Linked DNA regions of Mus musculus: all the other regions are linked to region 4. The links are chromatin loops, found by intact Hi-C in ENCODE. Cell type or tissue: left cerebral cortex. All regions are shown on one strand. Region 1 has its middle 11 kb from the start of Gm39235. Region 2 has its middle 18 kb from the start of Gm39235. Region 3 has its middle 94 kb from the start of 1600027J07Rik. Region 4 overlaps Gm32728 (a long non-coding RNA gene). Region 5 has its middle 100 kb from the start of 1600027J07Rik. Region 6 has its middle 8.1 kb from the start of 1600027J07Rik. Region 7 has its middle 95 kb from the start of Gm32728.

Region 1 (4,000 bases), 300 kb after region 4:
TGCAATAATGGACCTCAAACTTTGTTTTTTTGTTTTTGCTTTTTCTCAAGACCTTTAAAATGTCTCCATTATTTTCGGAGTACCTTGGGATAACTACCTTCTTACATGGCCAAATAAAGAGATAATATAAAACAACAACAACAACAAAGTATCATGGACCTTCTGCTATCATAATCATTTCAATGAGAAGGGCATTGTCCCAGCTACTTTCTTTCAATAAAATACTCTTGCAAAAGTAACTTAAGGGAAAAATAGTTTAGTTTTATTTATAGTTCTAGGGGATACAGGCCATCATGGGACAGAAGTCATGTCAGCAGAGAAGATATAGCAGCAGAAGCAGAAGGCTGCTTATATCGCTTCTCACTTAGGAATCAGAGATTGAACCAGAAGTGGTGCAGGGCTACAGGATATAAAGCTCTCAGGCCTGCTGCCAGGGAGCCATTGCCTTTAGTGAGGCTCCACCTCCTAAAGGTTCCTCGATTTTCCCAAACAGCACCATCTGCAGGGGACAACATGTTCAAGCATGCGAGGCTGTGAGGAATATTACACGTTAACACTGTGACAGATATTTTAACAAGTTGTTCCCGGAATCAGTGTGAAGCCTCGGGACACAGGGAGCATGACTAAAGAGGATACTTCTTTTATTTTCTAATTCTAATTTAAAGGTTCCCTTGGATAACACTAAAGCCTGTGGTTAGGCTTGGGGGACTATATGCTTTCAGGATGCAGAGGACACTGCCTGAGCCAATGTTTGCAATTCACCATCCTGCCTTGGTGGGGCTGCAGGGACAACTGAATAAGATGCTTCCCATGAAACTATTCCCATTAGTGCAAGGCTCTACCAATGTCTCTGGATCATATTTGCAAAATTAGATAATATTCTCTGATGTTATTAATAAAACTATCATACTATAATCCTTCCCGCACCAATTTTCTTGGTAAGACCAGGGGTATTGAGATGAATCTGTTCTTATTATTGGGAATGAATTCAGGGAGTTACAAAACATAAAATGACTCCCTTCTCTCCCTTTCTTCTCCCTCCTTTCCTTTCTTCATTCCCTCAAGTAGTGTTCTAAGGATCCATGTCCAGCTGGGTGTAATGGAGCACACTTTAAATCCCAACATTCAGGAGGCAAGGCAGGCAGATCTCTGTGAGTTCAAGGTCAGTCTTGTCTACATCGTGAGTTCCAGAACAGCAAGAGTTACATAGAAACACCCTATCTCAAAGCAAGTAATATATAAAAACTAAAGATACATGACTAGGACATGTGTCTGCCAATCTTGTTTCTTTTCCTGTAGCCCAGGCTAGCAAACTATGAGTCAAGTTTGCCCAGGTCACCCTTCTATGAAAGTCTATAGAAGCACTCTCTTGCCCTCAGAGGAATGCAAAAACTGCTTATGGGTGACATATCTCCTTTATAAAACTTGGTCATTGCCAACTTCTGTATCCTCAGCCCTTAATTTCCAGCATGCATGGTGTATAGCATGCATGTTATAGCTAGTTTACTTTTTATTCCCACATTCATTCTCTCCCTCATATGTATGTCTGTCTTTTCCATTCAATTCTTTCACGATTCACTCGCTTCTTCTCTTAAGGTTCAAATCAGGGATGGACATGATTTTCATTTTTAAGAAAAATCTTACCATCTTCTTTTGGGTCTGTACCACTGCACATATCTTGCTATACCCTCACAGTTCATTTATGTCTCTTTCCCACTTGTCTCAGCCATCCTTGAGGTTATGATGCCTTCTGGTAGGTGCTCAAACATTTGTTGAACAAGCGAGTAGGTGTTCATTATGCAGAAAGATAAGGAGAAAGTCCCCCTAAAGGGAATAATCTCTGTAAAAATAAGCCAGTGTGGAGGCAGGTGCTATACTGTGAGGGAGAAACAACCAATATGTTTCAGAGGGAGAGAGTGTGTGGGCTAACTCTGCATAGGTAAGGCTGGCAATGTGACCTGGAGATAAGCACCGAAGATTCTAGAACACCATGCCTAGGGTGTGAGAAGTCATCCGGAATGTAGAAACCAGTGTGGTGGAAAGACAAGCTTTCTGAATTCTTGAAGCTGAAGCAGAACATACAATGATGAACTGAGAGGAACTGAGTCAGGCAGAACAAATGTTTGCTCTGGCCAATGTCCATGCAGTGGCCCAAGTTACTGGAAGCAGGTATGGAAGATCAGATACATTTAATCTATAGCTCTGTGTATAGAGTTCAAGTTTATTCCTGGAAGTAGCTTTGAGACACTCTGAGCAGATGTTCCCTTCCAGGATGTGGCTGACAAAGCAATCAGGTGTCTGGCACCAGGGAAACCTGAGATATAAATTAGCACCACTCAGAAAAACCATCCACGGAGTCTGAACCTGCAGGTTAACATAGCTAATTTTGTTGGGCACAAACAGCCATGCTCCAGTGGCTGCACACTGGGGGTCTGTAGATTTGGAACACATCTTGATGCTTCATTTTGCCAAAATCATTGCTGTTGCTTAGAACATTTTTCATTAGAGCAAAATTGTTGGCAAATTTTATTGCATTTTGTTTGAGAGAAGTTTCTGATGTAAAATATGGTGCTAGATATGGGTTAAGCAGAAGTTAAATTGCCCACAACTGTGGGGTGCTCTTCCTGTGTGTAGATAGAGTTACATGTGTAAAGATTAAAGTGCTGGGGCATTGCTTTACAGATTTCTTTGTTCAACCAGCCCAAAATAGATATGAAAGTACAGAGAGGGAAAGGAAGATGCCCGAGGTTACATAGCAAGTTCATTGCAAAGTTGGAAATGGTGTATGTGTCACAATACTGTTATTTCTGGTTTCCATGTCACAGGATAGCCAATCTTTCTTCCTCGACAGACCAATGTTAGAATCACTTGGCATCAAACAGAATCCAGAACAGAGCTCAAGAGAAAATATGTCTAAAGACGTAAAGCATGGTGTCTATTTCACAATCGAACATTCTAGAAAGGATGGCAGAGCTACACCTTTTTAAGTTCAGATGAGCAGTCTACAGTTCTGTAGACTTAAGTTCTGTATTTTTATCAAATCTAGCTTTATGCAGTTGTTTTGCTAGGCTTCAAAGGATCTTGCACAGGCCAACACTGGATGGACACTAAGGACAATTCTGATGTTTTTGGTCTCTGTCACCTGCTGTACTGGCTGGTTTTGCTTGTCAACTTGACACAAGCTGGAGTTATCACAGAGAAAGAAGCTACCCTTGAGGAAATGCCCCCATGATATCCAGCTATAGGGCATTTTCTCAATTAGTCATCAAGTGGTCATTGTGAGTGGTGTCATCCCTGGGCTGGTAGTCCTAGGTCCTATAAGAAAGCAAGCTGAGTAAGCCAGGGGAAGCAATCTAGTAAGCAGCACCCCTCCATGGCCTCTGCATTAGCTTCAGCCTTCAGGTTCCAACCCTGTGTGAGTTCCAGTCCTGATTTTCTTTGGTGATGAACAGCAGTATGGAATTGTAAGCTGAATAAACCCTTTCCTCCCCAACTTGCTTTCTTGGTCATGATGTTTTGTGCAGGAATAGAAACCCTGACTAAGACACCTGCCTTATGCAACACATTACCAGCTTCTGCTTATTTACCGTATAGAAATCTTCATGTGTCTCCTCTCTTCTGGAGCCAGTTCCTCTGAGTTAAAACAGTTGAGAAGAAGGGCTCAAATTCAGGAAGCTAAGCAAACTTGCAAGGCTCAATTAGTTCCTGAAACTAAAGAGGTTCAGGAAGCCCGGAAAGCTACAAGAATCACAAGTTGATAAATCAAAAAATAATTTGCTGGGGTGGAAACTCTTTGGCTGAACTGCCTTCAAGTTTTTTGGTGAACTCCAGGATTCAGTTCCGGAGACTTCACCAGGGAGGGGGTCTTTTTCATGGTGCAGCTACCTTTGCCGCTCACACATCTGTATATCCCCCATGCATGCTTTCATAAGGGAACTCTATAAACACCCTGGAGCAGAATTGGTTTTTGCTGTGTCATTGGCAACTTATCTTGGATGAA
Region 2 (4,000 bases), 290 kb after region 4:
TTGTTCTAAGTCTTTACATCTTGGGGCTTTATCTTTGGAAGTGCTTAATAGAAAGACCAGTGGTGTTAAATGCCAAGAGGCTGAGCGTGGTTTTAACCATTTCCCCTTTCCAGAACTCATGGAAAGGCGAGTAAATATGTATGGGGTTACAACTCTTGGCTTTAGAACTGAACCTTCTCTTCTTGCAATAGTATCATCAGACACTCACCTTGTTGCGGGGGAAATTAAAGATGAAATCAGAACTTTCAAATATCCTGCGGGGTATATTGATGTGAACGTGGAACATCCATATCAGATGCCTTTGGTCTAGGGAAGGGAAAGTTATCATATTTCACTTTCTTGAGGAGAAATAACGTTTAGAGCCAATGGAGGTTTGTCTTGTGCATTTCCAGTGTCTCACGTGTAATTGAGATAATTCCTCTCTTTTACATTTTCTTCCTGCTGCTTGGAGGAAATAGCTCTTTATTAGTTTCAAAAGCAGATTTCCTTGGTCTTCGAGGGGAAGAAACTCCCTGCCATTCCTTGGCTGTAAAAAGTATGACAGAAAATCCAGGAAAGGGCAAGGTCAGAGCTGCAGTTAACACATTCCCTGGAAGCGGTTGGGCCGTAGCTCTGGGGTTTCTCCTATTTCCTGCTGCTAGGCTGTAAGAGTGTCTGTAATTACAGGTGTGTTCTCTAAAGCCATCTCTCTGTGTAAATAACAGCAGCCTCCATTTCAAACTCTGCCCTCTTGTCTCTGTCCGAGCACTTTGTACATGTGGATATACAGAACACACCACCACTGATGTGAGAGAATCATGTGTACCCTTTCCTCCTTGGACTGACCTATCCTTTGTGTGATGGTCATTTTTAGAGTCAGATGAGGTTTTTTTTCTGTGGGCAAGGAGTTTAAACTTTCTGGATCAGTGCACACAATTGTGTTGATGGAAAAAACACTCTAGACCTCCTTTTGATGATGATGATGATGATGGATGTGTTTTCATGCCATGTGCTTATATGCACACATAAGTAGAGACCAAAGGAGAATGTCAAGTGTCTGACTCTATCACACTCTACCTTATTCTTCTGAGGCAGATCTGTCACTGACGCTGGAGCTTACGCTGGTTTCCACAATTGCTGTGAAGCTAAGAGTACCTGCTTCCATGCAGGTCTTGGATGCTAAGATAACCACTGGGAAAATGAATGTGCTGAGAGGTTTGTTTGTTTGTTTGTTTGTTTTTGATACAGGGGCTGGAAGATGGGAGGTGGGAGGACAAGGTCTGCCAACATTTATTTCCTTGCAAGCATTGCTGGCCAGACTCTCAAGAGCATCGCCCTCTTTGTGGAAGTAGTCTCTTGGCAGCAGCTGGTGGTCTCTCCGGATGGATGCTCTGTGTGAGTCTTATCCAGCGGAGGAGAAGCAGCAGCCCTGTGTGTCTCTGAAGCTCAACACCTCAGTCCTGAGTTGGGCCCGGCTGGGAGGGAGGGGAGCAGGGAGCGATGTGTGGCACGCAGTCCCCTGTTTTCTTACAGCAATTGCATGAAGACTACAAATATTTGAGCTGATTGTACTCGCTTACACGCAGCAATGAATCATCTTGTGATGAGAGGCCTGAAATATGCTGGGATGAAATTAACGTCAATTGAAACAGAAAATGGATTCTAGCTCCCTCCACAATGAGCCTCAGAAGATGGGCTCAGAGTGCAGGGAGCTGGCTGCTGCTATTCTTAGTGGCAAAAAAGCCCATGCCTTTGGTATTGCTTTTTCTATTTTTATTTTCTTAAAAAGCTTCTTTTCTCCTCCTCCTCTGGGGGGTACCTTTTAATCAGAGACTTTGTCTGGTTCAGGCTCCATTTTGACTTCTTGGATCTCTGGGGATAAAAAAAAATGTTTAAGAAAGAGAAAACTCATACAGACCTTTAGAATCTAAAGGAAAAGAAAAATTAGGACCTTTATCCTAAAAAGTTCCCATTTCTCCGGAACACTAGATGAATTGTTGCTAGCTGCTGAGGTCCTGTGATTTTGTGGGAGGGTGATGGGAAGATTCTGAAATACTAACCTATGTTCCCTCTGCAGATACCCACTCCACTTGTAGACATCTGTTTGCGTTGTGGATTTTTATTTTCATAAACATGGGCCCTATAGGAAACAGAAGGAGCTCACGCCTAGGGTAGACTGAGAGAATCCGTGCTGGGTGTCAGTGAGGTTTCCCTGGGCTGAAGTGAGCAGACCCCAAGGGAACACAGTGAGCTGGTGGTGGGTATCTTAGAAAAATCCTGGGGCTCTGAGTAGCTTGGAACCCTGGAATCCTCCGGCAGGACCTCCCCAGCAGGATCTCTGCTTGGTGACTCACCTTGGTTATCATCATGACCCACCCGAGAAGAGTTGCTTCCATTAGATGGATCTGTAGTCCATGTTTTTGGTATCCAATTGATGTGAAAAGTCCAGCTAACTGTGAGTGGCACAGTCCTAGAGTGGGCCTAGGCTGTATTAAAAAAAGAGCTGAGCAAGCTTGAGAGAACAAGCCTGATTTCTCCCATGATTCCTTCCTAACTTCTGACCTTGACTTTCCTCAATGATAGACCTATAAAGTTGAGGTAGACTTTTTCTTCCTCAGCATGCTTTGGGTCACATGTTGGTTTTATTGTAGCAAAGGAAAGCAATGACACTCTAATAGCTACTTGCTTTGTTGGTTAGTCTAGAGTTCTGGGCTCTGGTCCGTGGCTCATGAGACCACTGCTCATGGCCATGACAGTCTAAAGATCATTGTGGACGTGCTCTGGCCACCTGCCCCACTGCAGCACCTTGGATAGTATGAGTATGACCGGTACCAATCTAGGAATGTGAGTTTTGAAGTTCAGGAAGCCACAGGGGAGTCAGTACTTAACTGCATTGGTCTTTGCTCTCTCCTGGAAGTGAAATGGGAATTGTGCAGGGTCATTACCAGGGGACCACACTAATCTCAGTTCTGTTCTGTTCCTGCCCTGAGCATTGGCATCTTGTCTCAACATTGCTCAGTCTTCATTCTGACTTCACTAAAACGACCGAGATTCACTTGGGACTGAATTCATGTAGGCAGAGAGGTCCAAAGACACAAGCTTTTGGAGGCTACAAGTTTGTGGGTTTTTTTTGTTTGTTTGTTTGTTTGTTTGTTTGTTTGTTTTTTGATATGTTCTGAAAATCTTGATATCCTTTAAAAGCAGGGCAGATGTGAGTAGATGCCATATGACCAGCTTGTTATGCCATTTAGGGAACCAGGCATCTGCGTTTGAACCTATATCTAATGCTCAACACACGCAAATGACTACTTTTGACCTCTTTGTGATACGTTCCTCTTGCTAGTGAGCTGATGAAGTTCATGACTGTAGCCTCCCTTGGGGATTGTGATGAATGCATGGGTCAACTCTTGCTAAGAGCTTAACAAAGTACCAGGTACATGGAAACGATCTGGAAGGGCTAGCTAGTTCTGACCACAGGTCTTATTAAGCTCAACTTCCCTTCATCCCACCTTTCCCTCGGTTTGTCTTGTGAATCCACTTAGACTTTCTGGGAGGTAGAGTTTGGAAACTTCTATGTCTTCCTCAAGGAAGAATGGTTTCTATAAGATATACTTGGGCTTAGTAATGGACTTTGATATCCCTGTAGGGCTGAGCCATCTTTGTAGAAGAGGAGTTGGTCCCCTGGCTTTTTCTTTTGCCTTCTTAACCTTTGGCTTCCATATCTTCTCTGCCTTTACCCTCTACTTCCACAGAACTCGATTTCTCTGTGTCTCTCCAGGTCTGTAAGAGTGCTACAAGACAGACCTTAGAAGCAGGTCCAGACATGAGGATTCACAGACAAGTGGCTACTGGGAAGTGATTTCTGGTGTTTTGTTTGTTTGTTTGTTTGTTTGTTTTTTATTTTTTATTTTATCAAGTAAGCTACCCTGATGTACAATCTGGACCTACCACTCTTGGGGAATCTGTTATATCCTCATCGAGCAAGAGACTCCAAGATAGTTTACACGAAGGGCACTGCTCA
Region 3 (4,000 bases), 590 kb after region 4:
ATCTGGAGACTTCGTTGTACAGAACAGAGGTTCTTAAAGGACAGTCCCTGATCCCGCTGCATCCAGAACTGCAGATCCCCCAGCTCTTTGTAAATCTGCTACACTGGCACTGGGTATACCTGGTTGAATCACCTACATATTAACAAGCTGTAAGGGTGGGTGGTGCTAACTCGAACCAGTGTCCTCCTAGTTTGTGCTCTGTCACTCTCAGCAACCCCTAAATTATCCTCAGCACACCCAAGAGACCGCACAGAAAGATGCAGGACCCTAGACATAGCCTCCTCCTTCTATGTCTAGAACTGCAAACCTATCAGCAATGGCAGATGGATGGAGGGCATCCTTCCTGAAAGATACACTTGTCAGAGAGTGTTCTGCCTGCCTTGAGATGAGTGAGAGCACTTCCAGCTCTAGGTTCTGTTCCTGGCTCCTCCTGGGACAGAGTTCCTGGCTGGCAGATCCTAGCTCCTAAATCTCCACTGTTTTTCTCTTTATGGCTGTTCCCCTCCCACTCCTAGAAGCCTTCTGACTTAGGGAACACTTGTCCAAGCCCCCCCACCCCCACCCCAAACATGTGATTCCAATTATTAGCACCTTGTAGTTGGGATCCTTGCTTGGGAAATATCTTTGTTCTCTCAAAGTTCAGGAAACCGGAGGGGGGCAGGAAGACTGAAGGAGCTCTGCTTTCAGCCTATTCGTTGGTTCCTAGAAGAACAAAGCTCGAGTGTGGGGAAGGCGCTTTGATCCCAGACAATGAGAGCGGCTGGATTAAGTGTTTGGAGAGACCAGACAGCTCTGGCACAAAACAGATCAGTTACTTCTTTCTCTCTTTTTTTCTTAAAGATCCAATTCATGTTCTGGAAATAACAGTAACAAAAAGAGCTGAATGTTTTGAAAGAGAGTTCTTCTACCCTTGAGTTATCCCAGGCAAGTGAAGATTGTGTGTTCCCTAGCAAGCTCAGTTCCTGGATGGGAGGTGCCTTGATAGCAGGCAGCCTGTATACTGGGACAGCACATGACATTCAAAGTTCCCCAGGGATTCTGAGGACACAGAATGGCAGCTGGGGCTGAAAAATGCTGGAGGCTAGAAGGGACCTTGGGGAACTTGCCCATGTGTGTTCAAGATAGCTGCTAGGCACAGAAAACAATGCGTTTAAAAATAAGCATAATAAAATAAACATTCCCAGGGCCTGGAAGATGGCTCAGTAGGTAGAGGTGCTTACTCCGAGGCTGATGACAAGTTAGCTCCCCATCACCCGGATGACAGGAGGAAGAGCATTGACTCCTGAGAGCTATTCTCTTACCTCCATGTATGTGCTGTGGCATGTTCACACCCACTTACAACACACACAAGCACACACACACACACACACACACACACACACACACACAGAGAGAGAGAGATTGAGAGAGAGAGAGAGAGAGAATAAATGTAATGAAAAAGTTAAACATCTCTGCACAGAACACTTACAGCATAGGCATGTTGTATAACAAAGAATCTTTGTTATTCTGAGATCTCTATTTCCCCACAGGATTCATGGCAATGATAATCATACACATGGTGTGGTCTTTGTTGATATCCCATATTTCAGATGAGAAATATCAAGGCCCAGATAGGCTAGTAAATTATCTAAGTCACAGAATTAAGTGTCAGACATAGAAGGTAAACCCAGGTATCCTCGCTCCTGGCACATGCTCTTCATTACAGAAAAGAGTCCCAGTCAATAACTGTCCTAGACTCTTTGAGGTAATAAGGCAGCGGTTTTCTGAGTGTGCAGGACACTGTCTCCACCATAACTACTTTTACTTAAGATAAATTGAACACAGTGTGACAAGGGCTAATTGGCTGGGATGGCAGCGTATAGGTATTCCAAGGAGAGAACCTGCAGGTCTGAGCTGCCAGATGGCCAGGCAGAGGCAGCCTTTCTTCACAGATAATGTGATACTTGAGTTCTGTGCTCAGAAGTACCAAGGGTGGAGAAGAGAGAAAAGGGGATCAGGTTGAGAAGTGTGCTCGCTGTATGCAGACATCAGAATGTGAGTGGGATGAATGGGAATGGGGGTTCAAGGATCCTTTTGATTTCTAGGGTTTCAATTCTGGCCTCTCAATGACTACTGCCTTTAAAGAAGCCTGAAGTGTTTGCTATGCCAGATGATGGAGGGAGAATGAGAAGTAAACAGTCCTGCGGAGGATCTCAGCCCAGATTCTGGGTTATGAGCAAAGTCACCCACAGAAAGCAGACACCCAGCCACTAGGGGTCTCCGTTTGCTGCCCATTTCTTCTACACAACTTGAACTGTGGAAGACTGAATTTCTCAGAATGCCCTCATGACCATTGGCTTGCGTGCTTCATGCTCCTTAGCTGTCCAAGTATGACCACTCCCATTTGTGATGCCCACGTTGTACCTGCTTTCAAGCCTGGTTTCCACTTCCTCCAGGAAGCCTTGCATGCCTCTCCAGCTGGCAACAATGACGTTTTCTGCTCAAACTCTGTGGCAGTGGTGGCTTCCTGCCTCACACTGTGTAGAGGTCCTACCTCAGTGTTGAATGATGCATTCCTTTTAGGTAGAGATCCCTGTTAATATTGGACGATGAGTTTAAAGATAAGCATAATAAAATAAACATTCCCAGGGTCTGGAAGATGGCTCAGTAGGTAAAGGTGCTTACTCCGAGGCACTTTGTGTAGGACTCAGACAAGGGGAAGCACCATGTAGCTCACAGTTATAATGAATATCCTAGGAATCACTTGTCCAGGCTTTTGATATGAGGGGTGTGTGTGTGTGTGTGTGTATGTGTGTGTGTGTGTGGTGTTAGGGATTGATCGTAGGACTTTATTCACACTAAGCAAGAGCTCTACCAGTGAGTTATACCTTCAGCTACTTAAAAGGTTTTTTTGTTTGGTTGGTTGGGTTTTTTGTTGTTGTTGTTGTTTTATTTTTTATTATTTTATTTTATTTTATTTTATTTTATTTTATTTTATTTTATTATTTTTTAGGGCTGGTGAGATAGTTGAGCAACTGAAGTCACTTGATGCACAAGCCTGGAGACCTGAATTCTATCTCTTGAACCCATGTAAAGGCAGAAGGATAGAACCATCTCCACAAGGTTATCTTTTGACCTCCACATGCATGCCATAGCATGTGCTTCCATGCACACATCTCTCTCTCTCTCCCTCCCTATCTCTCTCTCTCTCTCTCTCTCTCTCTCTCTCTCTCTCTCTCTCTCTCACACACACACACACACACACACACACACACACACACCACATTTTAAAAATATTTTTAGAGAGTCTTCCTGAGTCATCCAGGTTGGTCTCAAACCGGTAACCCTGCATCAGCCTTTCAACCAGCTACCATCTTAGGCCAGCTCCATGGTAGCAGCTCAGCTTTTTTGTTGAGTGGGCAATTGTGTCATGAAAGTGAAGCATTGGGAAGAAACTCCTTGGAGAGCTCATCTAGCCTTTAGCTCCCCAGCAGAAGAGATCTTTATTTCTGGGATACTGGCCTGGGTCCATTTCAGGTTTCCCTATTTGGGGCATGATGGAGATTTTCAATTCTGATCTCCAACACTTCTCTCAAAGCAACAATTAAACACACATAGGGTCTTACAAATAGTTAGGGTTCATGACATGCTAACACCAAATATGGCAAGGTATTAAGGAACAAATCAGAATCAGAAAGATCACACTTCTCTTCCCCTTGTCATTTGTCTTGAGGCTAAGAGCATCTTCACCTTTGAAGACACTGGGTTATAGAGAAGATGAGGAACACACAGGCTTTGCCAAATGCCTCCCACTGTGTTGCCATTCAATCTACTTCTTCATCCAACATAGCATCAAAACACATAGGCTTCCTGGGTGCTTCGCTGCTTTATATCTAAGTCTCCTTTGTCATATAGCATGTTAAACAAACTGGTATGCTTTTCTCTTCTTAATCTGTCTTTTGTTACAGGAGCCTCAGCCATGAACCTGAAATGGGATGCAGAGATATTTTTTCCCTCCCCT
Region 4 (4,000 bases):
CCAGAGCTGCCGGTGGAGCCTGTGAGTGTGTGGAGAAATGCTCCCCCTCTTGTCCTTCAAGGGACCCCGTTCCTGAGGCCTTCCTTCTGTTGCCTAGAGTGGCTTTGCAAAGCACTTGTGCTTTTCTGTGTGCTTTCCACACACACACTTTGAAGATATTTTTCTTCCTTCTGTCATTACCTCTTAGGCCATCAATCCTGTTCCTGAGATTTCACCCTCAGTCTTGTGTCTCCTGTGCCTGTTGGGAACCCCACGTAAGCTACCTAGATCTGGCAGCCTTGGGTCTTTCTTTTTTTCTTTTTTTCCTCCTCCTCCTCCTCTTCCCCTCCTCCTCTTCCCCCTCCTCCTCTTCTTCCTCCTTCTCTTCTTCCTCCTCCTCCTCTTCCTCCTCCTCCTCTTCCTTCTCCTCATTTCTTCTTCCTCTTCCTCTTCCTCTTCTCCTTCTCCTTCTCTTTCTCCTTCTCCTCCTCCTCCTCCTTCTCCTTCTCCTCATCCTTCTCCTTCTCCTCCTCCTTCTTCTTCTTCTTCTTCTAGATATATACATGTATATATGTACATATACATATATAATGTGCCGGTGGTTTACCTTCATGCATGCATGTGTGCCACATGTAGGCCTAGTGTCAGATCCCCTAGTAGTAGAGATACAGATGGTGGTTAGCCACCCTGTGGGTGCTGGGAACTGAACCTGGTCATCTATAAGAACAAATGCTCTTCACCACTGAACCATCCCTTGATCCCCTGCTTTAGAGTTTTGCACAGCACTCAGGGAAGCTTCCTTGAGAAAACCGAAGAGTCTGATTATTGGTTGGAAGGACTGGGCACAGAGCAGCTCAAGCAGGGAGAGCTTCAGTGACCAGACCCTGGGGCTAGGAGGAGGAACAGCCTATTCTAGGAAGACTTTCAGAGGTGTCCCCCCCCCTCCCTGCCTATGACTTTTTGCCAGTTTTTATAGTATTTCGGTCTTCACTGCTCCACAGAAACAAAATCCCCAGCATGCCTTGCACCAAGATCTAGCCACACATCACAAAGGGGAGAACTCATTTGAGTGTGGATATATGCCTATTCAATTTTGAGTATGTAAAGGTAGGTGAGTCCCCATATAGTCAAGGACAGAAATTCACAAGTAATTAGATTTAAGAAGCAAGTATTTGGCTTTGTTCCTCAGGGTAGTGGCAGCAGTGAGAAACAGTTGTTGTTTTTCCTTCTTCCTCTTAAGAGTCTCCAGATATTCGTCCTTTTTAAGTCTTGGGGCTGTCACAGGCTTTGCCTGGGTCTCCATACCACTAGCCTTGAAAAGGCATCCCTTGACCCTGGTCAATTTACTGTGGTAAGCCCCACTAGATCTCTGGCTTCATGACCTGATCCCCGATGCTAGGCTCCAAAGAGCTGGAGTCTCAAGATTTTGCCCTTGCACACAAGCTGAGGTCTAGGGTCTACTGGTGCTGCCTCTTCTTAAAGTGAGTTTAGTTTTTCTCGTTTATTCTCTTTGGATCAGGACTGTGATGTTTAAGTTTTACCTATGTAGGACTTGATAATTCTTTACCTTCAGTTACCTCAACCACATAAGGATGGTACTGAGTGTGACCCGAGCGACAGTAAAAGGTTTGATATCACCCTTTTCAGACTCTAGAGTTGGAGTGAATATCTGAGGCTGCCTTGATCTCCGTTCTCTTACGCATGTCTCTACGCGACGATTCCGGCCGCCGCCAGGGGGCGCTGTGGTCACGCGGCCGTTCTCCAGCCTCCCCAGCCTGGTGAGCCTAGCCTTGCCAGCCTAGCCTTGCCGCCGCCCCTCTTGGAGCGCTGACTAGTAGCAGCTCCGACTGGCCTCTGTGTTGTGTCCACATTCCAACCCGTCCGCCAATGCATGCTGTCACAGTTGGGAACTCTAATGAGATTCGGTACCTTCTGGCCTCAGTTTGCGAGTCTGGAAAGTGACTCTGTGGCACTGCCTGCTGCCCTGTGGCCACTCAGAAGCTCCAGGTCTCCTGGTTTCTCTTCCTGGGCTCACTGGGTCCTGGAACTTGGTGCCTAACTCAATTAGGTCCCTTCAGTTGTCTTGACAGAGAAAGCAACTTCTCTTTTGCTTCTCCCACCTTTCTCTTATACCTCCTCCCCCTTCCTATCTTTTACTGCTGGCCAACTGAGGACTTAGTTCGAGTCTGGTGTCTTTTCTCCAGAGGAGACCTTTGTTCTAAAGCATGATTTTCCCACCCTCAGATCCATTCTACAGTTGCTGCTGCCTACACAGGGTGAAAACTTAGAAGCCTCCGTCTAACAGCTTTGTTTCCAGCCCCGCCTCGGCCCCATCCTAGGAGGGAACAGAATTTAGGGATTTCCAAGTTCCAACCAGACTGGGTTGTTCTGGAGACCACCTGACACTTGCTCCAGAATGGGGATAGAGGACGCTTAAATATGTGCGCTTTTAGGTGGCTCTGGACCACTGAGGCAAGCTGCCTCTGAGAGGTGGGTCTTGAGCTTGCATTTTAACGTTTCACCCAGGGCGAGGCTGACCCTAGAGATTGCTGCTCCAAGAGGAACCTCCGACGTGGACGAGGAAGTGCCATCCAATCCCAGCAGGTGCAGCGGGCTTGAGTCCTTGGATCCGAGGGAAGATGGTTGGGAAGCTAAGAGAAGGGGCAGGAGAGAGGAGTCACTCCTGGCCGCAAGTGCTGAGTGGTAGCTTGCAGAGACCTGGGGTGGGCAGGTGAATGTGGAACTGGGGTGGGCCCTGTGCTCTTTAAAAGGTGGAGTTCTTTTAAAGAGCACAGGGCAAAGGCCCATAGAAAAACCTGAAATGACAAGTGATGACTGGTAGCCATTGTCCATCTCTGCCTGGGGGAGGCAGTAGTGAGCTACAGAAGGTTAGTGCTTCCCAAGGAGTCTCCTACCCGAGGGCAGGATAACAAGAAAGACCTAAAAGCCTTGGCTGACTGGAAGGAGACTGGACCACAGAGCACAGGCTGTGCCCTCTGCTACCCATCTTTGGGATGTAGGTCTTCCTTTGTCACCTGCTTCCTCCTGGCCCTCCCGAGGAACCTGTTATGACAGTGTTTGCAAGAAGCTGACAGAGCAATGAGAATAATTTAGAAATGCCGAACAGGGGACCCACACATCCATATTTTTTAAAGGCAGATATAAAAAATGTAAAGAGTGTAAAAGCGTGGCTCTCCCCCACCCCAACCCTGGCCTCCCAGAGACTTCCCCCAGGCAACAATTAGTACACGGGCTTCCTGCACAGCTTTCTACATACTGTGAGGCTACAAACACGTACGGCCATATGTCTCCCTTTAAAAATACAGCGCATTATACAGACTCTTCTACACCTTGCTTCGTCCTAAAAATACGTTTTAAAAATATATCTTCCAGACAGCTCAGTATCGCCATCTGAGGCTGCTCTCTGTCTCCCTGCGTGGTTGACGCTGTGTCCCCGGGGACAGCAGATCCTTCACATGCCAACTGACCACGGGCAGGTTGCTTAATTGGTCTGTACACCAGTTGCTCATTAAAAGGCGAAAGACAACAATCACAGCAATGACACTCATTTCATGAGCTCATGAGGAGTCAAGGTCACACACACACAGAAAACAGTCCGTATAGTGCCTGGTGGGCAGAAAGGGCTCAGCATACTACATACTAGTTGCCCATTAAAAAGAGACGACAACAACAACAACAACAACAATAATAATCTCATGAATTCGTGAGAATTCAAGGTCATAAGCAACAAACAGCCACTCCACATAGAACAATGATTCTCAACTTTCCTAATGCTGACCCTTTAATACAACATGGGGGTTCTCATGTTGTGCTGACCCCCAACCATAAAGTCATTTCATTGCTACTTCCTAAATTTGTATTTGTATTTTTTTTTTTTTTTTTGAGACAGGGTTTCTCTGTGTAGCCCTGGCTGTCCTGGACTCATTTTGTAGACCAGGCTGGCCTCGAACTCAGAAATCCTCCTGCCTCTGCCTCCCAAGTGCTGGGATTAAAGGTGTGT
Region 5 (4,000 bases), 580 kb after region 4:
TGCAATTTGAGATTCTCCTGTCTCTGGAGTGCTAGGATTACAGGTGTTCAGCCTTGAGACCCTGGCCGGCATGTGTGAGCAGGTGGAGATGCTGATGAGGGGCTTTGGAAACAGAAGCAAGCACCAGAGAAGAGGAGAGCATGTTATGGACTTGACAGAGAGCGATGCTATCCTCCAAGTCACCTCTGGCCCCAGAGGCCACCTTTAAATGGAATCAAGAGGCATGCCATACTGTACAAATTAAAACTCAGCGGTGACATTTTTTATTGTCCAAAGATCATAAAAAAGGGAGCAAAACTGGGACAAACCAATTAACAGAGTAATGACAATGGGATGTGCTCCAAAACAACTTTGTTCCTTATATTGCAGTCAGATTCCTTGCTCTGCCTTTTGGGGAGTGGGGTGAATCTGTTTGAATTTGGAGAGAGTCATGGGAAAGGCAGAAGGTCCACTTTAGGTTGTATCCACTGTGGATCTCATTAAGCTGAGTCATGTTCCCTTGTTATTTCTGGCCCTGGAATATAACCTTGCTGGCAAGAATAAGAGAAAAGGCAGGGTGGTGGTGGTGGTGGTGGTGGTGGTGGTGGTGGTGGTGGTGGTGGTGGTGGTTTTGGTGGTGATATTAGTGGTATTCTTTTCCTTATGTCTTTCTCCTGTGACACACAATGGGCTGCTGCTTGTGTAGTGCTTATAAGGACTTTAGAGGAAGATGCAGTCAGCAGGAGAGCTTCCTACTGGGTCAGGATTAATAGATGGAATGGCTGAGGATGACTTAGACCCGCTACTCCTGATTTCAGCAACTGGAGAATCCTTTCCACCACAATATGCTAATTCCACAAAGCAAGCAGCAGAACCCCACATATCCTGTCCCTGGTCTCAGAGAAGGAGGGCAGGGTACTGAAAGATTTCACAACAGAACTCAGAATGTATATGTCCAAACATTCCAAGGCTAGCTTTCCCTCAAGGCTTTGCCTATTGCGTTGCTGATGAAAGCCTTGCTCAGAACATAGCATTAAACATAGCATATTCTGTTCAGCTGCCCTGTGCTCCAGGAATACAGTCAACCGCAGCACTATTTTTAAAGGCTCATCTGGCTTTATTAAGTAAAGAGAGGCTTCTTCTTGACATGATTTTGAGGATTTGCTGTCTTAGGAGCAGGGCTTGGGTGTTGCTATCCTGGCGGAAGTTTTTCCATGTGTATTAATAGCCCTGGTAGCATCTGGTTCTTAAACAATGCTTTAAGCATCCTTTTTCAGTCAGTTTAAGCACTCCAACCCTCACATTTTCTTCTGAATAATGGTGATTAAAAACTTGCCTCTTAGTTCATGGTGAGGATGAAATGCTGTGCTCTCATAGAGAAGTGTTCCTTGGCCTCCATTCATTTATTCACCCAGGGTCAAGCCTTCTAACACCATGCTGTCGAGGCACCTCCTGTGGACTTGTCATCCTAGTGCCTCTTTTGGTTTGTAGATACCAGTAAGTTCTAAGACGGTATTGACTGATGAGAAATCGACACGCTGAGATCCAGCTCCTTTGATACACTTTCTCACACACAGCCACATAATCCATCAGCTCTTGCCCAGGATTAAGAAGTAGATACAATGATCCCTCCATGGAAATGAAGAACAGAGTCTTGGCCAAAGGAGGAATCTTTGCATCTGGATAGATTTATTCAAATCCCAGATCCACTGCTTACAGGCAATGTGTAGGCGAGGTACTTAGTCACTGAAAGCCACATTTCTACCATGTGTAAGGAAAGATAATCCAACCCATTGCAGAAGGCTGCTGGAAGTACGAAGTGCCATACAACCAGACTATGGTCAGCAGAACATGCTCTTATTCACATGGAGAGTCTGTCAGGCATGGCTGGCATTGAGGTGCTGGTCTCATCTCTGGCTTGCCTTCAGTTCTCTTCACTTAGAGCTCTTCTTACCTGCTTAGGTGCTTTTCCGTTGCTCTGTTGAGACGCGATGATCAAGGCAACTTACAGAAGAAAGAGTTTATTGGGGGTGGGGGGCTTATGGTTTCCGAGCCTGGGTCCATGATTCTTCATGATGGAAAATGTGGCAGCAGGCAGATATGGCACTGTGCTGGGGCACTAGCTAAGATCTTGCATTGTGATCTGCAAATAGGAGCGAGAGAGAGAGCGAGAGAGAGAGAGAGAGAGAGAGAGAGAGAGAGAGAGAGAGAGAGACTTGAGGACAACTGAAGAGAAAGGGAGATTCCTTTGCATAATTTTGATTTCGGATCCTGTGTTCTCCCAGTGACAACTTTATAAAGTAGATGAGAGTATCCTTGTGATGCACATGACCAGACCATTGTAGGTCAAATTTAGACATTTGTCTGGAGCAGCATGTCTAATGAGTGTCCCCAAACCTAGATTCTAAGCCAGAGTTCAGCTTTTCCAAAGACACTACCTCTTTGCAAGATTTTATGAAAATTCACTTTGACTGGTGATTGAAGGCAAGTAGTATTCCAAAGTGCCTATGAAGAAAGCTTTGTCCAGGTTGCCCCCATGAGAATTCATTACCTATAGGGGTTATAAGGCAGTGAGTGAGAATTAAGCCAGGTTGTAAGTTTGAGAGCTCCATCCTATTGCTCCTGAGCTATGTAGCTTGGGGCAAGCTATGGGTCTTCTCTTTGCCTCCAATTACATGTCTATAAAATGAGGATATTGCAAGTTGCTACCTCAAAAAAAAAATGTGATGTGAAGATTAAACAAAGAATATATGTATAGCACCCTGCATCGCATCACGTATGGAGACGATATTTCTTGAGCACTTAGTGTTATAATAAAACTAAAACCCCTTGGCAGGTCTGACAATCTAAGAGCCAGGTCTTGTCACTTCAGCCAGCACTTTGAATCAAAGATCTTCGAGAGCTTCTAAATAAACGTAACATGGCTGCTACCACTGCTACTCCTTTTTTTGGAGATGTCTATTAGAATTACGATTCAATTGTCAGAAACAAAATATTCTTAAGATGTCTTCAACCATACCCTCAAATTATATGACAGTGTCTGGCTTTAATACCCATCTAAATAGTTATACTGTTGACAGGTTTTGAGAGCAGCGTTTGCTCTGCCATTCCTCTCATTAACTTACGTAGCAACATCATAACTCTCTGAAAGGGTTTGGGGGGAAAAAGCACGCTGGCATATTCCATCTGAATCATTTCATAGAGCGGCTGTGTCAGAGTGTTTGCATATGAATGAGATGCCTTGCCTTGGAGTTCCCTCATTAACATGGGAGCTTCGCTGTGACACACACACACACACACACACACACACACACACACACACACACACTGACAAGTTCAGGTTCAAGAGTTTGAGGGGAGAGAGGGAAGAAAGACTGGAGGCTCTGTCCATCCATTTGAGATTTAACTGTAGCAGCCTGGTGGGTAATTCCAGTCTTCATTAGGAATAGAAGAAGTTCTATCTTTTGCCTTGAGGGTAGAAATCCAACCTTCCGGTTCTCCCACTCTCCCCACCAAATAGAAACCTGCATTCTAGCAACACAGTTTAGATTTTCTTTCTTTTTCTTTTTCTTTTTCATTAGTACTTTGTGTATATAAATGTTCCCCTCTAGTCAATGGGGCCTCCTTTCCTGTCTGGCAGGTCTTAGCAACTTGGCTGAATCACAATGTCTCTAAATCTTTGCTCAATTTTTCCAGGCATATATAGGCACTTCTTCTCTGGGCCCCAGCATCAGATGGGCACGGATGCACTGACCTTGTGCTCCAGTGTTCTCTAAGCTCCATGCACCTTTTGTTTTATTTTATATTTTTTTTCAGGAGTATATGTAGCCCAGACTAGTCTTAACTCCACTTTCTAGTTGAGAATGGCCTTGAACTCTAGATCCTTCTAATTTCACATCCAAAGACTTGAGACTAAATGTGTGAGGTGCCACACTTAACTGGGTCTCAGGTACTTTAAACTGAAATGTGAGAGGTCCTAGGGATGGGCTACCTTCTCTATGATCCTAGGTCTATGGGTCAG
Region 6 (4,000 bases), 690 kb after region 4:
ACTTCAGGCAAGGAGGATAAACAACGCACCAGACTCCATATATACCATAATTGTTTATAATCTAGGTGTGTTCCATTTAATACTGGGCTATACAAATTTTAACGTGATTATTGCTAGTGTGGAATTACAACTGGTAAATACAAACACATACCATTGTAGACCAATAAAAACATAGCATACTTGAGTTTAGGCAAAGATGAGGTGGAATGGATAAACCTCAGGGTACCTTAGGATCATGGGAAGCCAGGGTCAAAGGTACAATGAAAGTGCTCGTTGGGACACAGAGCATAGCTTTCATTCTTTGAGCCATATGCAAGAGTATAACCAACCAGATCTTAACATTTTGAGCACCATATGTTGTCCCCTCTTTGACTAGCACAGAGAAGTTCTTCTCTAGATTAGAACTAATGACATACACTCCATTGAAGAAATAGGGATGTGCCTTGTTTTGGTCTTGATAAATTATTATTTGGTAGAAATAGGTTGGGTTCTAATTCTGTGTGAGCTGAATGAGTTCCTTCCCATCATTGGACATGTACCATCCCATCACTAAAATAACACCATTGCCCAATATCTCTAAGGCTTCAGGTTCTTATACAACACTGAAGTCTCAAACTGAGGTGCTGTGAAATATTCGATTACCAATATCCAAAGGATGATGACACAGGGACTTTTCTGCCTACTCTCAGAGACTTTTGCCTCCTTAGAGACAGGGATGAGCGCCATAGGATGATTTAGGAAGGGTACATTGTTTTAGGAAAAGGAAACGGAGGAAAGTACACTAGGGTGAAAGAAAATAAGCCAAAGACTGGCACTTCCTCAGCTGGAGACTCATTCGACTTAATCTCATGGGGCTTTGCGGTAAGAAATGCCACAGTTGTCCATCAGGAAGAAAACAAACCCAAACAACCCAAAAATTAAAAAACAAAAAGTATTACATCTTCATTTTTTTATGTGCACTGCACACACACACACACACACACACACACACACACACACACACACACACACACACACCCTAAGGGCACATGTAGAGATCAGAGAAAAACCTTGGGAGATAGTCCTCTTCTCCCACCATGTGGGTCCTGAGGATCAAACTCAGGTCTTTGGACTTGGCAGCAGGCCCCGTTATCTGATGAGTCATCTATAGGCTACACTCCCTGATTCAAACTTTCCTGCCTCTGTACAGTCAGTGGGAGAAAGCACTGTCTTTGTGGTTTGCACAGGGTAGTGTAACTTTCAGCTCGCTCTAGTCATGTGGCTCCCACCAGTCTTGAGAATTTTGTGGATGTACGCCATGGGAAACTAAGACATGGGTGTGGTCTTTCAGCAAAGACATATGAGTGGCGGCATGCTGAGAGCATCTCTTGCAGATAGTTCGTTCTCAGAGAGTTTAAGAAAGTTTGTTCTGTTGGAAGTGCTAGGAAAAAAGAACACAAGACTTTAATGTATTACAAGAAACATCATTTTGTCTAGGTCTCAATATTTCTATCTACAAAATGGGCAAACTGGGTCGCATTTGTTCTAAGCAGTATTGCTTTGAACCTTTGCTCTTGAGTCTGATTACATTTATTCAAGCTCTTAATTCTCTCAAACACATGTTTATGCTTCCCCAAATGAATATTTTCTGGTATTCAGTAATTACTGAAGACAAAAATATATGCTACCTTACTATGGTTATCCTGTAAAATGGAGTGATTATAGCACACCTTACACACAATTACTATGGAGATAAAAAAAAATCAATGGGACAAAAATGTTGAGTATGTATTCTCCTCTTCCTCTCTCTAATATCAGCTACGCATACCTTAGTAAGAAATTTAGAGTGTGTTGTCCTGGAGAATGTCTTAACAACCTCTATTTTTCTGGTTGAAGAATGAAGCTATATTCTCTGTGAAATGAAGCAGAGACACTGACAATCAAACTGGGATATTAAAAGGTAGCAGTAAGGTCTTCCTACACAGGCTGTTACCATACTTCTAACCCCTGTGATTTTTATGCATCTTCTGACAGTGTCATGAGAGGCTTAAGGGACCTGGGTGGAACTTGTTCTTAGCATATTGCCTTAGGAAAACCATACGCAGATGGGCTTGTGCTGATCTGAGGAAACAGAAGGAAAATAATTCATGGTTTCAAAACTTGACATTTTTTAGCTTCCCACCAGATATGTCATGTGTACTATATTTGCTGTGCTTCTTGGCCTGACTTTCTAAGCTCAAGACTCAGGAATTAGACTTGACATTTCCTCCTAACATGGGTGAGAGAGGCAGATGAAGAGGGAGGGTACTGTGGAACAGAAAGAGAATGAGCTTCGAAGATGTCCAGACTCAGGTCCAAATTTGGACACTCAGTGTTGAGGGATCTTGTCTGTTCTTGCTCAAGTCTCCTCATTATGATCCATCGAGTCTATGAAATGGGAATTTTGGGTTGTTTACACAACAATCAAGCGGGGATACATCTGTACAGCATGCACATGCTCACGCACATGCTGGACACATAGTTAGCAACCCTGTAATAGATCTCTACAAGACCAGCTCAGAGTTAGCATACACTGAAGGAGTTGCTGAGTACTTTTCCTTTTATCTTCTTCATTGATCACTCTTCTGCCTACCAGGCTTTACTTACCAGTTGTATGATTTTGGCCTTGGTGCCTCGTGAACTGACTTCCTAAGGGAGAATTTCTTGAATGCATGTTGGAAGTGATCTTCAATAATAGTGCTTTGGAAAATGCGCCTGACCTCTGTTAGCCCTTCCAGAACAATATTTCTATCACTGACAAGGAAAAAAAAACATCTGGAAGTGGCATGCTCCTAATTGATTGGCAGGTCTAAAAAGCAGGGTGACCCATGGTGCTTGAACAGGGAGCCAAAGGTGGAAGAGATTGCTTCAATAGATTTGAAAATGTCATACTTTGGGTATAATGTGAGAATTTTAGGAGTCCCCACAGAGCCTAGTGGGGTAAAAGAGGGCAGAAGGAAAGAAACTTATTTAGGACAATGGCCTGGGAAATCTACCCAATGATATGATTGGGTGTCAAGTTGGCAACCCACATAGGATATGGCTCATATCCTTTAGGTCATAAGAAGACTTAGTCACATCAAGAGCATCACTGGTACATGGTGTTGGAAGAGGCTCAGGGGACAGAGACAGTGTCAACAAATGCTTAGGTTGATGTGATTTCCCCATCATGGCTCTTGCTATCTCTAAGCTTCCACCAGCCCATGGTCTAGGGCAGCAGAATACAGAGGATATTGTTGTCTTCCTGAGGGCAAATGGAGTTTGTCATGTTCAGTGTTGTGGGAGCCCATCACTAGCTCCCATGGTGCTGGGATGTTCAATGTAGAAGACATGAAATTGGGACTCCCAATAGAAGTTGGGCCAAGGCCTGAGTCTCACTCTAGGCACAGTTGAGTTCTGATCTTGAAGGATAACACATTAAGTGATTGGTAGATGATGAAATCTGTTCTTTCTATATTTCCATTTCGTGACCCTTCTATACTTTCTTTAGAGTTGCTGGCTGCAGCTGTGCCTGTACACCTTGTCCCTGCTCTATCCCCCTTCCTGAATCTCAGTTTGTAAAGTTTCCCCATTTCCTCCTTTAAGACACATCTGCCATAACAGGTCCTCCTTGTATTGTGCTAGGCTCCATGGCTCACTTTCCTAAAATTTTCCTTGTGGACAGAAAAAGTGCCCTCCCCTTTAACTACCTTGGGTTTTTATCATCTGTTCCCTAGCCCTCTGCAGGGATGCAGGTCCCCACCTCCTCTGACAGTCTTCCCAGGTCACATTCCCTATGCCTACCCCCAGGGATGCTGCCCATGACCCAAAACTGTCAGCTCTCTCTTTCACGCTCACTTAGAGAGCATTACAGGCACACTGTGCGAAGAGCTTCCATTTATGGAAAGCATCTATGTGCAGTGTTGGTCTGTGAAGGCCCAGTGGCCTCTCCCTTTTATTGATTATGACAGGAGCTGCAGATCTCTTCCAGTCTGGGAGTGGG
Region 7 (4,000 bases), 87 kb after region 4:
AATTGAGAGTTCCTCTTGGAGGATTTTACCTTTGATGTGTATGAAGTGTCCCTCCTTGTCTTTTTTGATAACTTTGGGTTGGATGTTGATTTTATTCAATATTAGAATGGCTACTCCAGCTTGTTTCTTCAGACCATTTGCTTAGAAAATTGTTTTCCAGCCTTTCATTCTGAGGTAGTGTCTGTCTTTTTCCCTGAGATGGGTTTCCTACAAGCAGCAAAATGTTTGGTCCTGTTTGTTTAGCCAGTCTGTTAGTCTATGTCTTTTTATTGGGGAATTGAGTCCATTGATATTAAGAGATATTAAGGAAAAGTAATTGTTGCTTCCTATTATTTTTGTTGTTAGAGTTGGCATTCTGTTCTTGTGGCTGTCTCCTTTTAGGTTTGTTGAAGAATTACTTTCTTGCTTTTTCTAGGGCATGGTTTCTGTCCTTGTTTTTTTTTTTTTTTTGTTTTTGTTTTTGTTTTTTTTCTATTATTATCCTTTGAAGGGCTGGATTTGTTGAAAGATAATGTGTGAATTTGGTTTTGTTGTGGAATACTTTGGTTTCTCCATCTATGGTAATTGAAAGTTTGGCTGGGTATAGTAGCCTGGGCTGGTATTTGTGTTCTCTTAGTGTCTGTATAACATCTGTCCAGGATCTTCTGGCTTTCATAGTCTCAGGTAAAAAATCTGGTGTAATTTTGATAGGCCTGCCTTTATATGTTACTTGATCCGTTTCCCTTACTGCTTTTAATATTCTCTCCTTATTTAGTGCATTTGTTTTTCTGATTATTATGTGTTGGGAGGAATTTCTTTTCTGGTCCAGTCTATTTGGAGTTCTGTAGGCTTCTTGTATGTTCATGAGAATCTCTTTCTTTAGGTTTGGGAAGTTTTCTTCTATAATTTTGTTGAAGATATTTGTTGGCCCTTTAAGTTGAAAATCTTCATTCTCATTTACTCCTATTATCCATAGGTTTGGTCTTTTCATTGTGTCCTGGATTTCCTGGATGTTTTGATGTAGGATCTTTTTGCAGTTTGCATTTTCTTTGATTGTTGTTCCCATGTTCTGTATGAAATGTGCACTTGAGATTCTCTCTTCCATCTCTTGTATTCTGTTGTTGATGCTTGGATCTATGGTTCCAGATTTCTTTCCTAGGATTTCTATCTCCAGTGTTGCCTCACTTTGGGTTTTCTTTATTGTGTCTACTTCCCTTTTTAGGTCTAGTATTGTTTTGTTCATTTCCATCACCTGTTTGGTTGTGTTTTCATGTTTTTCTTAAGGACTTGTAACTCTTTAACAGTGTTCTCCTGTATTTCTTTAAGTGAGTTATTAAAGTCCTTCTTATGTCCTCTACCATCATCATGAGGTATGCTTTTAAATCTGGGTCTAGATTTTCGGGTGTGTTGGGGTGCCTAGGACTGTGCGAGGTGGGAGTGCTGCGTTCTGATGATGGTGAGTGGTCTTGGTTTCTGTTAGTAAGATTCTTACATTTGCCTTTCACCATCTGGTAATCTCCGTGGTCCAAAGATCGAGTGGAGAGTCCTCTAGGGGACCTTGGGGATGTTCACCAACTCTGCACCCAAGGTGACCTAGTGCTGGCGCCAATCGGAAGGGACTCCGTGTCCTTCTTTAGAAAGGCAGAATAGTATTTCACAGCACACATGTACCATATTTTTCCCTCTCTCTTCCTCTGTTGATGGACAATTAGTTTGAGCCTGTATCTTAACAGCTGTGATGACTGACTGAGGATACAGATTGATCTCTTCTGCTAACTGATCTGGTGACTTTCATGTGTACACCCAGAAAGCAGGTTGCTGTTTTGCACAGTAGTTGTGTTTCTTTTTTTTTTCCCTGGAGGAATACCTACATCATTTTCTGTAAGGTCTCCATTAATGTGCAGTTCTGCCTTCAGCGGGCCAGGGCTCTCCTTTCTCTTGATAACTGCCAGTCTTCCAGGATGAAGTGATATCTCATTGTGGTGAAGCTCTTTGAGAATCTCTCTTGCCACTCGAGGTTTGATACTGTGGAAGCTGGTGGCTTCTCCTCCTGTAGGGGGCCAGGTCTGCTCACTGTGGAAAAGAAGAATTCCTCTTGGTGACTGATCATCTTTTTTTCTCCTCAACCACACCTCTGAGGCTCCTGGTAGGCTATTTTGGGGAATTAAAATCTAGGCAGATGGGAATAACCACTTTGAACGCTGGGAATCGTTCCCTCGAATTCCCAATTTAGATTTTTTTGGGCAGTCAGAGTAGAAGCAGCTTTTAGAGAGAACCCATGTTGAGTTGAGTCTCTGATATGTAAAGATGGTGATGAAATGCAGGCTTTAGAAACAGCTTTGTGAGTTCAGCAGAACTCTTTCCACCCACTCTTGGTAGAGTTAGAATTAAAAAAAAACCTGCCTCAATACAGGCTTGATTCGGGAACTCCAGCACTGTGCAGGGAGGCAAACAATTACAGCCCAGTGACTTCATGCTGCAGAAATAGAAAGGAGAACTGAGATTAAAGATGGTGCTACACCCACCCCACTCGACATGCAGTTGAATTTTTTTTTTCTTTTTTTTTTTGCCAGACAAGAAATCTTAAACCAAGGGTTTTAGGGACATCCAAATGGCAGTGTCTCTACATGACATTCTCCATGCTTGGAGAGATTTCTGCTGTGTCTTGGTGTGTTTCTTAGGATGAAGCAGTGCTCAAATTGCCCCGTGCTCAAATCACAAGTGAGAGAGCTAGGTGGTCTGGAAAAGGGATGTGCTCTCAACGGTGGCTTGTGAATGTAATTCACATTCTAAATCAGAAGCTTCCTCAATGAGGGACACTTCACACACCGAGCCTTTCGCTTCCCAATCAAAACACATTTCAGGAAATAAGCAGAGCACAGTAAAGCTGGAAGGATGTGTCAAAACACAGTCTTAAGAACTTAGCAGTGAAATCTAGGCATGGGGCACTCTTCTATAATCCCAGCCCTTAGGAGGCTGAGGCAGGAGGATTTTAAGTTCAGAGCCTGTCAGGACTATAAAAGGAGCTCTAGCCAACTTCCATCTGCAATGCAAGACTTTGTCTCAAAGTCAAAGGCAAAACCTGACCAACCAAGGAACCAACCAACAAAACCCCTGGGAGGTCTGGGGGAGATGACTCAGCCAGTGAAGTGTGAGGACTTGAGTTGACACCCGAAATTACACTGAATGTCAGGCTAGTAGAGGGTGGTTATAGTCCAAGCACTGGGTAGGCAGAGACAGGAAGATTCTTTGGTGCTGGCTGGGTAGTTTGTCTAGCCTAGACAGTGAACCCCAGGCCCCAAGATGGACAGCTCCTGAGGAATGATACCCCAGGCCAACTTTTGGACTCTACACAAACACACCCTGCACTACCCCCTACCCCCCATCTCCATATAAAACAAAATACCAGCGAGCAGCAACAATCAAACTCAGCTTTGAGCCCTGAGTTTTTGTTTTGATGATGATGACGACAACTATGATGATGTATTTGGATAGGGACTTGACAAAAAAAAAAAAGCTACCCATGTCTTGAGGTTGACCAAACATTAGGTGAATTCATAGGAAACATTAAATAGGCTGTGTTTACTCAGCTGCTGAAACCAGAAAGTCCTTTTTAAAGGACCCAGAGGCTGAGATGTAAAGCCACCAAACTTTAACCTTAGACTATTGGGTTCCATACCTACGTGAGGCTTAGCTCTAGCTGACAAGGTCTCTGTCTTCTTTTCTTTTCCATTGCTGTGATAAGAAGGTATAACCAAGGCAAATTGTAAAAGAAAATGTTTATTAAGGCTTCTGGCTCCAGAGAGTTGGAGTTCATGGTCATCAAGAGTGCCAGCAGGCTACATGGTGCTGGAGCAGTGCTGGAAGACTATATCTTATCCTCAAGTAGGAGGCAAGGAAATCATCTTGGAATGGCATGGTGGCATGAACTTTCAGAATCTCAAAGCCAGTCTCCGGTGACACATCTCCTTGAACAAGTTCATACCTCCTAATCCTTCCCAAAGAGTTCTGCCAACTGCAG

Evidence for each region. A loop is a pair of places that touch in the nucleus more often than their neighbours do. Peaks named below come from ENCODE experiments on the same cell type or tissue, not always from the same donor. Only the 100,000 strongest peaks of a DNase experiment are listed, where the experiment ranks them.
Region 1: a loop joins it to region 4, with 2.6 times the contacts of the local background. A loop is called at or near these places in 7 of 42 quality-filtered maps.
Region 2: a loop joins it to region 4, with 5 times the contacts of the local background. A loop is called at or near these places in 7 of 42 quality-filtered maps.
Region 3: it touches region 4 in a loop (2.5-fold over the local background); 3 of 42 quality-filtered maps call a loop at or near these places.
Region 5: it touches region 4 in a loop (2.5-fold over the local background); 2 of 42 quality-filtered maps call a loop at or near these places.
Region 6: it touches region 4 in a loop (3.0-fold over the local background); 4 of 42 quality-filtered maps call a loop at or near these places.
Region 7: a loop joins it to region 4, with 6 times the contacts of the local background. A loop is called at or near these places in 4 of 42 quality-filtered maps.

Annotation. Positions count from the first base shown.
Region 1 is chr8:103,731,561-103,735,560 of GRCm38, reverse strand. No RefSeq gene overlaps it. Among named protein-coding and RNA genes, the nearest start is that of Gm39235, 11 kb to the right of the region's middle. In left cerebral cortex, no CTCF peak of the experiment used is centred here; a DNase peak (open chromatin) is centred at 1,842.
Region 2 is chr8:103,739,132-103,743,131 of GRCm38, reverse strand. No RefSeq gene overlaps it. Among named protein-coding and RNA genes, the nearest start is that of Gm39235, 18 kb to the right of the region's middle. In left cerebral cortex, no CTCF peak of the experiment used is centred here; a DNase peak (open chromatin) is centred at 1,547.
Region 3 is chr8:103,439,641-103,443,640 of GRCm38, reverse strand. No RefSeq gene overlaps it. Among named protein-coding and RNA genes, the nearest start is that of 1600027J07Rik, 94 kb to the right of the region's middle. In left cerebral cortex, a CTCF peak has its summit at 2,240 (motif pointing right); DNase peaks (open chromatin) are centred at 1,011 and 2,230; H3K27ac peaks cover 639 bases.
Region 4 is chr8:104,026,571-104,030,570 of GRCm38, reverse strand. The region is part of intron 1 of Gm32728 (a long non-coding RNA gene); the gene reads left to right. Among named protein-coding and RNA genes, the nearest start is that of Gm32728, 8.2 kb to the left of the region's middle. In left cerebral cortex, CTCF peaks have their summits at 1,715 (motif pointing right) and 2,837; DNase peaks (open chromatin) are centred at 2,270, 2,565, 2,906, 3,249 and 1 more place; H3K27ac peaks cover 1,811 bases.
Region 5 is chr8:103,447,318-103,451,317 of GRCm38, reverse strand. No RefSeq gene overlaps it. Among named protein-coding and RNA genes, the nearest start is that of 1600027J07Rik, 100 kb to the right of the region's middle. In left cerebral cortex, no CTCF peak of the experiment used is centred here; DNase peaks (open chromatin) are centred at 1,157, 1,695 and 3,211.
Region 6 is chr8:103,337,402-103,341,401 of GRCm38, reverse strand. No RefSeq gene overlaps it. Among named protein-coding and RNA genes, the nearest start is that of 1600027J07Rik, 8.1 kb to the left of the region's middle. In left cerebral cortex, no CTCF peak of the experiment used is centred here; DNase peaks (open chromatin) are centred at 1,196 and 2,171; H3K27ac peaks cover 472 bases.
Region 7 is chr8:103,939,510-103,943,509 of GRCm38, reverse strand. No RefSeq gene overlaps it. Among named protein-coding and RNA genes, the nearest start is that of Gm32728, 95 kb to the left of the region's middle. In left cerebral cortex, a CTCF peak has its summit at 2,032; a DNase peak (open chromatin) is centred at 2,270; H3K27ac peaks cover 1,468 bases.